Regions from separate parts of the Homo sapiens genome. Here region 2 is linked to region 1. The links are chromatin loops, found by intact Hi-C in ENCODE. Cell type or tissue: Caco-2. All regions are shown on one strand. Links, peaks and the distances in the headings refer to the core of each region. The heading gives the core; the rest is flanking DNA.

Region 1 (5,707 bases), core at 477-5,476:
CTGCAGTGAGCTAGGATCACAACATTGCACTCCAGCCTAGGCAATAAAATGGTGAGATCTCATGTCTAAAAATAAAATACAATAAAATACAATAAAAAATAATAAATAAAAGAGAGAAAAAATTAAAATTCAACACTATAGGTCAAACCACAGTTATATGGAGATGTCATACATTATTTTATTGGAAACTCTGATTAATGACATAGAATTCACATCTTAAGATGCTAGTGCCATTCTCAAACACCATAGTTAAACACTCTCTTAAGAGTTTTCTTAGTGCTTCTAGTAGTTGCCTTCTGGATAATGCAAACAGATTTACCCGTATTCACTCATTTATTTATTTATCAATAATTGACTAAATTTTTAGCTCTAGTAACTATCCTAAGTATTGAGATAGAGAGGGGTGTGTGTGTGTGCATGCTTGGTCATATAACATTCCTAGGAATTTTACAATCAGACGTCAATTAAAAATAACATATCACATTCAGAATCCACACATAATACCATGTAGTATCAATATTCTGATTACAAACTTGGCTTGTACTTTTGCTCTAAGAGTGGCAAAAGGAGACACCAGTGACACTGCAGTTATAGTTCTACCTTTGTAATACCAATATTGTCAACTAAAAGGGAAAGATTTCTATCACTTAAGTGGTAGTTAAAGCACATATATTAAGTTATCATTTTAGTTTTGTATTAGCCAGTGAGTTTGAACTTATGCAGAGTCTTTTTTGATGTATACATTTAAAGGTTTTGTTTCTATTTACCCCCTTTTAGCAAAGTAAAACTCAATCCCATTGCCTTGCCTCTCTTTATTGTCACTGTGTCTTTTCTGGAATTGATAAAATCAGATTATCTGCTTTATTTTTTCTCGGTATTGCTAGCATCCTAGCTTTGAGTAACCTGGAATACCCTGATAACACCATTGGTCAAGTTATTATTACATTTAAAGCAGGTTTGCTAGAGGAGGAAAATACTTACGTTTCTTATGAGCAAACAAAATGAAAAAGTCTAGCTCTGATTTTGTAGGGGTGAGATGTAGGTTTTAAATTAGCAGAAAGGTAAAATCATAAGGTCCATCTCCTACACAAAGTTATCTTGTCCATTTCAGATTATACTTCTTTTTTTTTTTTCTGTTTGAGCCTCCCCCATTTTTGATGGAAAGGGTTGGGCTTATCAAGAGGCAAAAGAAGCATTAGAACATGTCAGTCATCCATAAAAAACAACCAAATATGAACCTAGAACTACTTGAGAAAATATGCCATTGTCTGTTGCAATGCCTCTCATGGTATGTCCATGAACTGCTCTGTGGCAAGTGTCCTTAGTTAAGGAGCTTGTGCCAGAAAATAAATCAACTGTCACTAAGCACCGTGTTCAGTTCAGCTGACCACTTTTTCATGGTAAGACCTTCTTAAAGTGAGTAGAGCACTGATTTACATTCTGGCACCAACATCTTATTTCACTGCAGGAAGGTGGTTTGAGTAGCACTGACCTACCGCATTAGTCAAGACAGTCTTTGTTACGCTGCAGCAACAAGCAACCCCCAAATTTCAATGGCTTAACCCAACCCAACTGCTATGGTTTGGCTCTGTCTCCCCATCCAAATCTCATCTCAAATTGTAATCCCTACGGTCAAGGGAGGGACCTGCAATCCCCATGTGTTGAGGGAGGGAGGTGATTAGCTCATGGGGGCGGTTTCCCTCATGCTGTTCTCGTGCTAGTGAGTGAGTTCTCAAGAGATCTGATGGTTTTATAAGTGCTTGGAAGTTCCTCCTTCACACCTTCTCTCTCCTGCCACCTTGTGAAGAAGGTGTGTGCTTTCCCGTCCACCATGATTGTAAGTCTCCTGAGGCTTCCCAGCCATGTGGAACTGTGAGTCAATTAAGCCTCTTTCCTTTATAAATTACCCAATCTCAGGGAAGTTCTTTATAGCAGTGTGAAAATGGGCTAATACACCAACTCTAATTTCTCCGTCATGTTATTCATCTCATACAGGTTGGTGGGGGCTCAGTTGCAGTCATAGGGATGGGCTGTGGGAGGTTTCACCCTCTAGCAGTTGAACCTCTTGTACTGTGTGTCCTCTTCATTTACCATCACAGGAGAAGAAAGACAGACAAGCAAAAGCCTGTATGCCTCTGTCACATAAGTAACACCTGCCACTTCCACACACATGTCATTGGCAAGACCTAACCACAAGGCCTCACTCGACTTCAAGGAGGATGGCAAATGGTGAGAGCAAATAGAGTATTTCATGAGCATCAGAGTCACTGCCATATCCACCATGCCAAACTATATGACACTAAATTAATAAATTTATAAATCATAACTTTAACTTCATGTGTTTGAACATGACAACACGATTAGAGAGGCATCTAAGATTTAACATTTTCTCAATCTTTTCTTTTTCTTTTTTTTTTTTATTAAGATGGATTCTCTCTCTGTCACCCAGGCTAGAGTGCAGTGGCGTGATCTTGGCTCACTGTAACCTCTGCCTCCCAGGCTCAAACAATTCTCCTGCCTCAGCCTCCCAGGTAGCTGGAACTGCAGGCATATGCCACTACGCCTGGTTAATTTTTGTATTTTTTTTTTTTAGTAGAGTCAGGGTTTCCCCATGTTGGACAGGCTGGTCTCAAGCTCCTGACCTTAAGTGATCTGCCCACCCTGGCCTCTCAAAGTGCTGGGATTACAGGCATGAGCCACCGCACCTGGCCTCCTTTCTTCTTTATGACCTTTAACTGGTAGTGTTACATTTTGCAATCCTTAAAAAAAAGAGTGCTGTAAATGGAAAAATTCCTTATGTTGAAATTTGAATCAGCTCTAGCACAATCTTGTCTTCTGATGTAACCACATTTCTGAAGAGAAAAAGTCCTCCTTGATCTGTCCTCTTGCTCTGAACCTCAGCTACATCAAGGAAACACCTTGTGTCCTGGAGGGGCAGCTCCTTCCTTGGTGGACTCACCTCCTCTAATATAGTTTTCATAGGCTTAGCATCACTGGGCAAGTCACCCGCCACCTCTGCCTTGTGCAGAATTTGCATTATCTAAAGATCACTTTGTAAGCTATGGTCCATTCGCCTTTGCAAATACTGTTTAAATATAGCATCCATAAATAAATGTTAAATAATTCATGAACATAATTTTGTAAATTCTGCTAGGCCACACCTCTCTAGGGGCATATTTATGAACATGCATCAGCCCGGAATCAATGTGTCTGCCAAGCTCCTTGCCTCTGAGGCAGAATTCCCACATCTAGCCCAAAATGCTGCAAACGGCTCCGATTCCTTTTCAGTAGTCATCCATCATACTGTCACTTTAATTCAGATGCTGCTACTTGTTTTAATAACATACATCTTACACAAAGAATATTGCTAACACAAGAATCTTGGGGTAGATTTTTACAACCTCATAAAATGGTATTAACCCTCTGATCCCTGATCTTCTTTTCATGCAGCAGGGGCCTCTGAATGCTTTCCCTGCCCCCTCTACACCCTCCAATCTTCCTGATGCTTATCAATAACCTTTGTTCATGGGGCTATATAGCACCAGGACCTGACATCAATCACTGCAGTAAAAATATTATTCCTCCAGCATTGCCCTGAAGAATTATGGAAAGAATAAAATTGTTATTGCAGGAATTATTTAGCAAACAATAGATGGATAAAATGTATTACAGTAAGTGTTAAATTATATCACCTCATTATGGAGAGCCAACTTCAGATACCATGAAGGTGGCTCACTGCCTTTTCTAAGTAGTTCAGAAGAACAATGGCAAAGACTACAAAAGATTTCAAAAGAAAACACCAGACTATCACAGCTAGGATATATTCTACTGAGGAGACATTTGTTTGGGGGAATAATTTGGAAGAATGCCTCCTCCTGCCCATTTTGAATAGTAAGTTGGAATTCACAGATGAACAATAGGGGTTTATATTTAGTTATTGACTATAGGATGCTATTCTAGGAAAGAGAGATTCTTAAGAAAATAGACGTGTGGTCTAATCACCCCCACTTCCACTTAGTCACTCCTCACACTTTCTGCACACTCCTCTAAGCAGGGGTTGGGGGGACCATTTTCATTGGTGAGGGAAATATACATCTATTACAATTGGGTATTGGTTATAGAAAAGTGGACCATACCGATATTCGTAGCCTCTGCCAGTGTTGGAAAATAATGTTCTTGAAATGTCAGATTAAGGCCTGCATTTTAAGTACTATTAAGGATACCTAAGCAAGGTTGGAAGCCAAGTTGTTGTTTTTTTTTTTTTTTTTGACCAAGTAGTCTTTTATCAGTTATTGCATATTTTTTTTTCTTTTTTCTTTTTCTTTCTTTTTTTTTTTTTTTTTAGGCATAATGTTACACTGGGCTCCTGGGATTCATTTGATCAACATGATTAAATTATTTCCTTACTCAGCTAGAAGGAAATTACTAGTTACCAGACATTATGTGTCTGTTAATTATGTGCAATAAGGCTCTCTCCAATCACACCAGCTCCTGCATTCATGTTCTGTGCATTTTAAAGGCATTATCTTAAAAATTTTAAATATTGAAAAGGGACAGCTATAATTTTGTTTCATCTATTTAATAAATAAGTAATCTGTGAAATCAGTGGTACAAAGTGTTTCTTTGCCCTTCGTGTCAGCATAGACATTCTTAGGAAGAACATACTAAAAGATTCTTTTCACTTCTGTTTTCACAAAAGAATGTTTCTCTTCAGCTTTCTAGGGCAACAGCCAGATCTTCTGTTACCGAACAGAGTGAATATGGGCATTGCCAAAAATACAAAAACAAAACCCTGTGATTGTGTGGCTCCTCAATGCGTTCTGCTCACCTGGGGTGGGTGATGGTGCCAAATTTACATTCCCTCTTGTAGCTCAATCTACAATAGGAGCTTTCAAATGAGATTTTTTTCTTTTTTCCTTTCTTGCAAAGGAAGAGACAACATATGGTAGCCGAGAGGCCTTATTTTGCCTCCTAATGAAATGATGTGCTTCTGTTTCATATTAAAGTGTTAATTGGTCTGAAATTAGGTCTTACCAAAAAAATAGTGCTTTTAAAATACTTAATATGATTCATTTTCTGCAGTCAAAGCCAGATGACTTTTATTTTTGTATCAAAAAGAGAAAGTGGAAAGCTAGCTCTTCCTCTCCTGATGCCCCCACACCTCCCCATCTGCCTGCGCTTGGGACCCAGATCCAATAACTGGCTTATAGAACAGAAAGCTCTTTAGAGTCAGAGCTTGCGCCAAAGCCTAGAAGGTTTTGTTTGAGTTTGAGAATCTTCATAGGTTTATGAAATCTCAACAAATATTTCAAAGAAGGAAGTTTCACATTTGAAGTAGGTGATCCTATTAGGCGCTGAGAGACAGCGCCTTTGTTGTGGGCCCAGGCAGCATTTTATGTAAGATAGAGCTGTGTCCCACTAATATGCCAAGACATCACTTTCATGCCAGAAACAGATAGGGCTGAACTTGTTTCATGCACTTTGGCTTTCATTGTTAATAATGAATGATGAAAGTTCAGAGTAGAGGAACTAAGTGGATACTCGGCTTTAAAAGAATGAATTTTAACAAGCAACATGCCAAACTAGTCAGACACACCACTTAGATGGTCAGCAAAGAGTGCACAAAGAGAGAACTCATCCTGCAACTCTATCCACAGCCAGCAGTTCACAGAGAGCCCACTGTGGGGACACTGGTTATTCTGTGAGC
Region 2 (5,707 bases), core at 199-5,198, 74 kb before region 1:
TCCTGCAAACCGTATAAGCACTCCCTGGACACCCTGTCTGGTGGGAAGGTGGAGGCCATTGGACCCTAGTGGGAGGCTCAAATAAGAGGGCTGATAATGGCCACAGCTGTAACCCTGGCCTTGACCCTTGAATTCTGTCCCAATGCACCTCTTCAGCATTTGTGATTAACCCCAAGAAGAGGAGGAAAGCACAAAAAGCTGAAAGATAGAAACAATTAAAGGAGTGCTGGAAGAGTCTGAAAGCACATGGCTCTCTCATTTGTGCTTTAACAATAAAGAATAAAGCCAGTGGGAAGAGAATTCTCTCCTCACCTTCACGCAGCAGCTGTGGGAGCAGACCCGGTGAGATTATACCAGCATGGCTGAGGTCATGAGAGAAAAATGGGAATGTAGCTGCAGCCACTAGCATCAGGCAGTGGCGGAGGTCAGGAGTAATGAGAAGAGAGGAGAGGAAAGCCCCAGGAAGCAGCTAAGGGAATTCTGAAGAGGTCTTTGAGAGTGCTTGGGAGAGATCCCAGGAACCCTTGGAGAAGAACTGAAATGATCGGAGTCATCAACATTTCCCCCAGTGGGCTATATGCCTGAGAGTGCTACAGTTACGGCACAGTGTGTTCAAGCTTCTTCCTTAGAGTGGTAAGGGCAGGGTTCTAAGGTGTGCAGTTGCTTGTAGATTTTTAGAAGGTCTGACTGCAATGTTGGTGCTAGTTCTAGTGCACGAATCTCAAGGAGGCAGGCCACATCCATTTAACTGTCTGTCTACTGTACCTAAAAAGCACACCACATAGGCACAACAGTACAATCACTGAAGAGAATCTTTTTATAGCCTGAGCTAATCAATGGTGGCCAGGTTGCAACTCTTGAAGACCATAGAAGCAGAGAATGATGTGATTCAACAGCTGGAGCATGAAAGATCTTGCTATTCATATGAATGCAATGGTCTCCTGTACACACACACACACACACACACACACACACACACACAGAGAGAGAGAGAGAAGTGTGCACAAAGGTAAAGGTTCATTCTTCCTTACTTAACTGCATCTCCCTCCTACCCATTCCCCAGCCCCCAACACACACACAAGCTCTGATTTAGAGCATCTGTTCATTCAAGCTTAACTTTTATTTTCACTTTAACCTTAGTTCACTTGGATGTAGATGTTGGGATAAGGAGAGATCCTTATATATATTGGGGAATGGTGAAGGAAGGAGCAGGTTGAGTAACTGTATGATGTGCCCCAGTCCCAACACCTCACTGCCCCCCTTCCCATCCCAGCAGAAGAATATGTCTTTATGCAGATAAAACATTGGCTAAACCTTCCAAGTCAGGATTCAGTTTGGTTTCCAGTGTGGGAAAGTATCCACAGTTAACCCCAGTGGATTTTTCCTGAGCAGGAGAGGGAAAATATAATAGAAAATAAATATATAGACATCTCTTAGTGCACTAGTCTAAAAATGGTCATGACTGGAGCTTAGCCTGCAAGCTGCATCAGCTGCTTTACCTCAACTTTTTGCCCTTTCCCAACATGCACATATTTATAACCTGGGCTTCCCAAACAGATTACTCTGTATTTCCGCCATCTGGTTTATGGTTTTTTTTTCTTTTTACATACTACAGGCAGCCAAATGGTAAAGCCAGTAGGATTCTTGTTTGAGCAAAAGCAACTCTGGCAGAGTGTTGTAAAATAACAGCACATTAGCTACTTGGAAGCAGTAGCACGGCTCCAGAGACTTCAAGAATGCTGGAAGACTTTAAGAGGGGTTAATTAGGGGATGAGAATGGACTCCATTGTAAGTTTTGGCAGAATATTGAAATGTTGTCTTCATAAGTATGGGGAGAATTTTACCGAAAAGTAAAAGGTGAAATGTTTCAATTTTGCCTTCATTTTATGACTGTCTCCATTGAAGAGAAATGGCTTGGTTTCATTTGTGTACAGACATAGTTATTGTATCTTTGTTACTTCCATTTCTATCAGCAAATAGAATCAAGACAACATTAAAACAGGTGTCCCTCGTTCAGTGAAAGGTTCCATTAAAGCTTGTGTTGCAGCAACACTTTTGTTAAGTGAATCCTATGACACTGTTCAATTCCACTGTAAAGGTCAGAGATTCAGTCTGTAGGAAGAGTATCTGTCCCTGAATAGAATGAAATCATAGGTCAGAATATTGAAAGCGTCCTCAAAACACTTACATAAAAGAACAAATTATATCTGTCAGAAAACATATTGTTATTCAATATATGATTAAAAGTATTCTACACTCAGATTATGATATACAAAATAGAAATACAGGCGGTGGGAAACTCTGGAAGCAGTCTTATCTTCCTCATCCTGAGATACAGGTTCAACTAATGCTAAGAAATCAATTTCTAATGATCAGAATTCTTGGTTAGAATGTTTCAGTTTGTTCTAAACAGCTTCCAATTACCTTAGAGTTTCTGACCTGATATTCTAGGTAATTTTATGGGGGTTATGGGGATGAGGTGGAGTGCATTTTTTCTAGACTTTTATGGTAATCCATCTGGATATCTTTTTTTGTATCCTTATACTACAGGATCAAAGAGGGGAGTGTACAAAGCAATATTTAAAGCATTCATTCTCTCTTTCACTGGGGAGTTAGACTCTGGTGTTTGCAGAAACAGCTGTCATTCAACAAATAGTTTTGAAGCATGGTTTGGGCAATGGATTGTATATTTTGTGACTTTTCTTATCTTAACTCAAAGTTTGCTTCATTTAGCTGATAGTGTCTGTCTGCCTTAAGGCTACACAATGCACAATGCATAACTGACATGCCATGCTTATCTGTTATGGATTAAACTTAAAAAATTTTTTGAACACTAACTAGATCAATTCATTCATTCACTCATTCATTCATTCATTTATTAATACAGAGATCAGATACAAGATTACTGCCCTAAAGATGTCCTTAGTGCCAGGAAAAGTTCTGAGTCTCTTTAAAATGCTGAGCACGGCATGCACTCTCTGTCATTTAATCAACAATCCTTATAATACAGGAATTTTTATTATTGTTTTAACTTTTAGGTTCAGGGGTACATGTGCAGGTTTTTTATACAGGTAAACTTGTATCACGTGCATTTGTTATACAGATTATTTTGTCACCCAGGTACTAAGCCTAGTACCCAATAGTTGTATTTTCCACCCCTCTTCCTCTTCCCACCGTCCACTCTCGTGTAGGCACCAGTGTCTGTTGTCCCTCCTTTGTGTCCACGTGTTCACATATTTAGCTCCTACTTATAAGTAATAACAACAATGTAGGAATTATTATCCTCAATTTACAAATGTAGAAACTGAGATTCAGAGGGGATATACAATTCGCCTAAAGTTATATTGTCATTAAGTTGCAATCTGGATTGAAACTTAGGGTTCTCTGATGCAAAAATAAAAACCATTTACTTCCACCTCAACACCATACTGACTCTTAGCAGTGTTAAGAATGAGATAATCAAATTATGATGATAGAGTAGGATTGGTAAGTATTGTAACCTTAAGAGTATGCTGTTCTCAGCATGAATATATATCTTAATTCATGAATTCCTTAAGTTTAGAAGTCTGGCAGGCAACTGTTCTATAAAGGAGGGGGAGATTGGTACTATTTAACATAAATTTCCAGCAGTTAGCAACCCCTTGATAACATATTTACTGACAGTTGGAGATCTTGTAGTTTTATAGGATAAAATCTATGTGGGATCCATTCGTGCAGATGGCAGCACGAATTTGGAGAGCAAGGGAAGATGACAGGGAGAAGGCCAACATCTCCCCGTGGCCAGTTTCACAGTACAGGTGAGGTACAGGGGAAAGCGAAGAATTGGGAATGAAACACTTTAAGGTTTCTCTTTCTCTTCCCTTCCCTGGACCAATTCTAGCCCCCATACATTAGAGGGAGAAGAAAGAAATTCAGCAGACAAAGAGAAAGAAAATGAAGAGTGGTGAAGTGTTGGTAAGTGACAAATAGGGTAGGAAAACTTTCAGAAAATGCTTTCTACTCACTCAGAAATGGTGGAATAAAATGAAGCCCTCAAAAAATGCCTGGAATAATGATTCTTAATTTTTTGATGAATGTTAAAGTTTTGGATGGGGAAAATTTCCTCCCTAACATAAGTGACTGTAGGCAGAAAAGTACATAAAATACAGAGGCACTCCATTGAGTGAATGTGTTGCACCCAAGACAGCTTCCAGGGTAATTGGAGCAACATTCAAATATGGTTTTATGGTGTCCTGCCATCAACTTCTTTAGCTTATAGTTCACTCTGGCTGAGTCTTCATGGGGTCCCTTAGAGGGGTAGCTCAAGTTCCTGGTTGGGCCTATGGTCTCTAGGGTCTAAAGGGGACCAAGGCACACTGATTTCTTTTGGAAATCTATCACACCTTCTCACTTATTCTCAGATATGGAACCTAGATTTGTTCTCTGTCATACTGATAAAAGACATAATGAGATAAACAGAGATTTTATGAGAACTTTTATAAGCAAACTTGGGAAACATTCAGCATACAGAGAATGAATTTCCAGAAATATCGTCTATGTGTTTTTATGATGATGATGAATATTGCTGAAGAGGAGTAAATGTATTGGTTTGTTTTAGTTTGGAGGCCATGGAATACTCAGAGGTAATCTATGGAGATAGTTATTCGGTTGGAAGTAAGGCTTTTGAGAGAAGAGTACTTGTATGCAGTGAGAAGAGGAGAAGACTAAAAGCCAATTTAGTAATATTCCTGTAAATGATGGGTGATCACTATGAAGATGTGTTTGTTTCTGTTTCAAATCAATTGAAGTAGTCATCTGCTTTAAGTCAAAGTAAAGGTTAGAGCACAGTTCTAGGCATCAGCTGAGAAAGAAATATATCAGAGTAAGTTCCCTCCCTGCCCTTTTGTCTTTACTGCTGAATCTTAACTTTGTAGAATAAAAATTTGTGCCAAAATGAAAACACAGATAAGCACTTGGGAATAATTAGAGGGAAATGAGACACAAAATGCAGATAATTCAGGGAAAAGTTTCTGTAGAGGAAAGGACACTGAGATAGGGATGGCCACCTGTGCATAGTCTTCTTTTCTTTCTGAGAACACAGCCACAACCATGCTTCCCAGCCTCCCTTGCAGCTACATTCACCACAGGACAGAGTCTAAGCAATGGCACCCAAGTGGAAGTAACAGAAATCACTTCCAGACATGTTCCTTGAAAATCTTCCACACACTGGTCTAAGCCCTTCTGGGTGACTAGAATGAAAAAGAACTTGTGTTGAAGGTGAAAGAGCCCCAGTCAGCCTGGTTAGTGAGCCACCATGTGTTTCTTCAGATGGAGGAAAATCACCACCATCAATGAGAAACATCTGCCTTGACTGTTATTTGAGCAAGAAATAATTTATTGTTTCAGTCACTCTGCGGTTCAAGTTCCATTTGTGTCAGCAGCTGTACACCTAAGAGTCACTAAAAACAGTTTTATGTTAATTGTTGGAAGAGGACCTGTACATGAGAACATGTATATAATATTTAATTGCATTTTGTAAATTAAAGAAACCAAATAAACTGCTAAAAACTCCTTCTTTGGAGATCTCTAACATGTCTTTCCTGTGTCTGTACTTGTTGAAAGGGGACCTCTTAAAAGAGGACAGAAATGGGTGCACACACTGTTCCAGGTTCCCATAGCACTACAATTTCATGATCCCATGACAGTTTGGGCCATAGCATGAGCTGTT

What was found. Peaks named below come from ENCODE experiments on the same cell type or tissue, not always from the same donor. Only the 100,000 strongest peaks of a DNase experiment are listed, where the experiment ranks them.
Region 2: a loop joins it to region 1, with 9 times the contacts of the local background. A loop is called at or near these places in 1 of 110 quality-filtered maps.

Annotation. Positions count from the first base shown.
Region 1 is chr2:67,005,873-67,011,579 of GRCh38, reverse strand. All of the region lies in intron 1 of LOC105374785 (a long non-coding RNA gene), which reads left to right. Among named protein-coding and RNA genes, the nearest start is that of LINC01828, 78 kb to the left of the region's middle. In Caco-2, for the core only: no CTCF peak of the experiment used is centred there; a DNase peak (open chromatin) is centred at 2,679.
Region 2 is chr2:67,080,017-67,085,723 of GRCh38, reverse strand. No RefSeq gene overlaps it. Among named protein-coding and RNA genes, the nearest start is that of LINC01828, 3.6 kb to the left of the region's middle. In Caco-2, for the core only: no CTCF peak of the experiment used is centred there; a DNase peak (open chromatin) is centred at 2,743.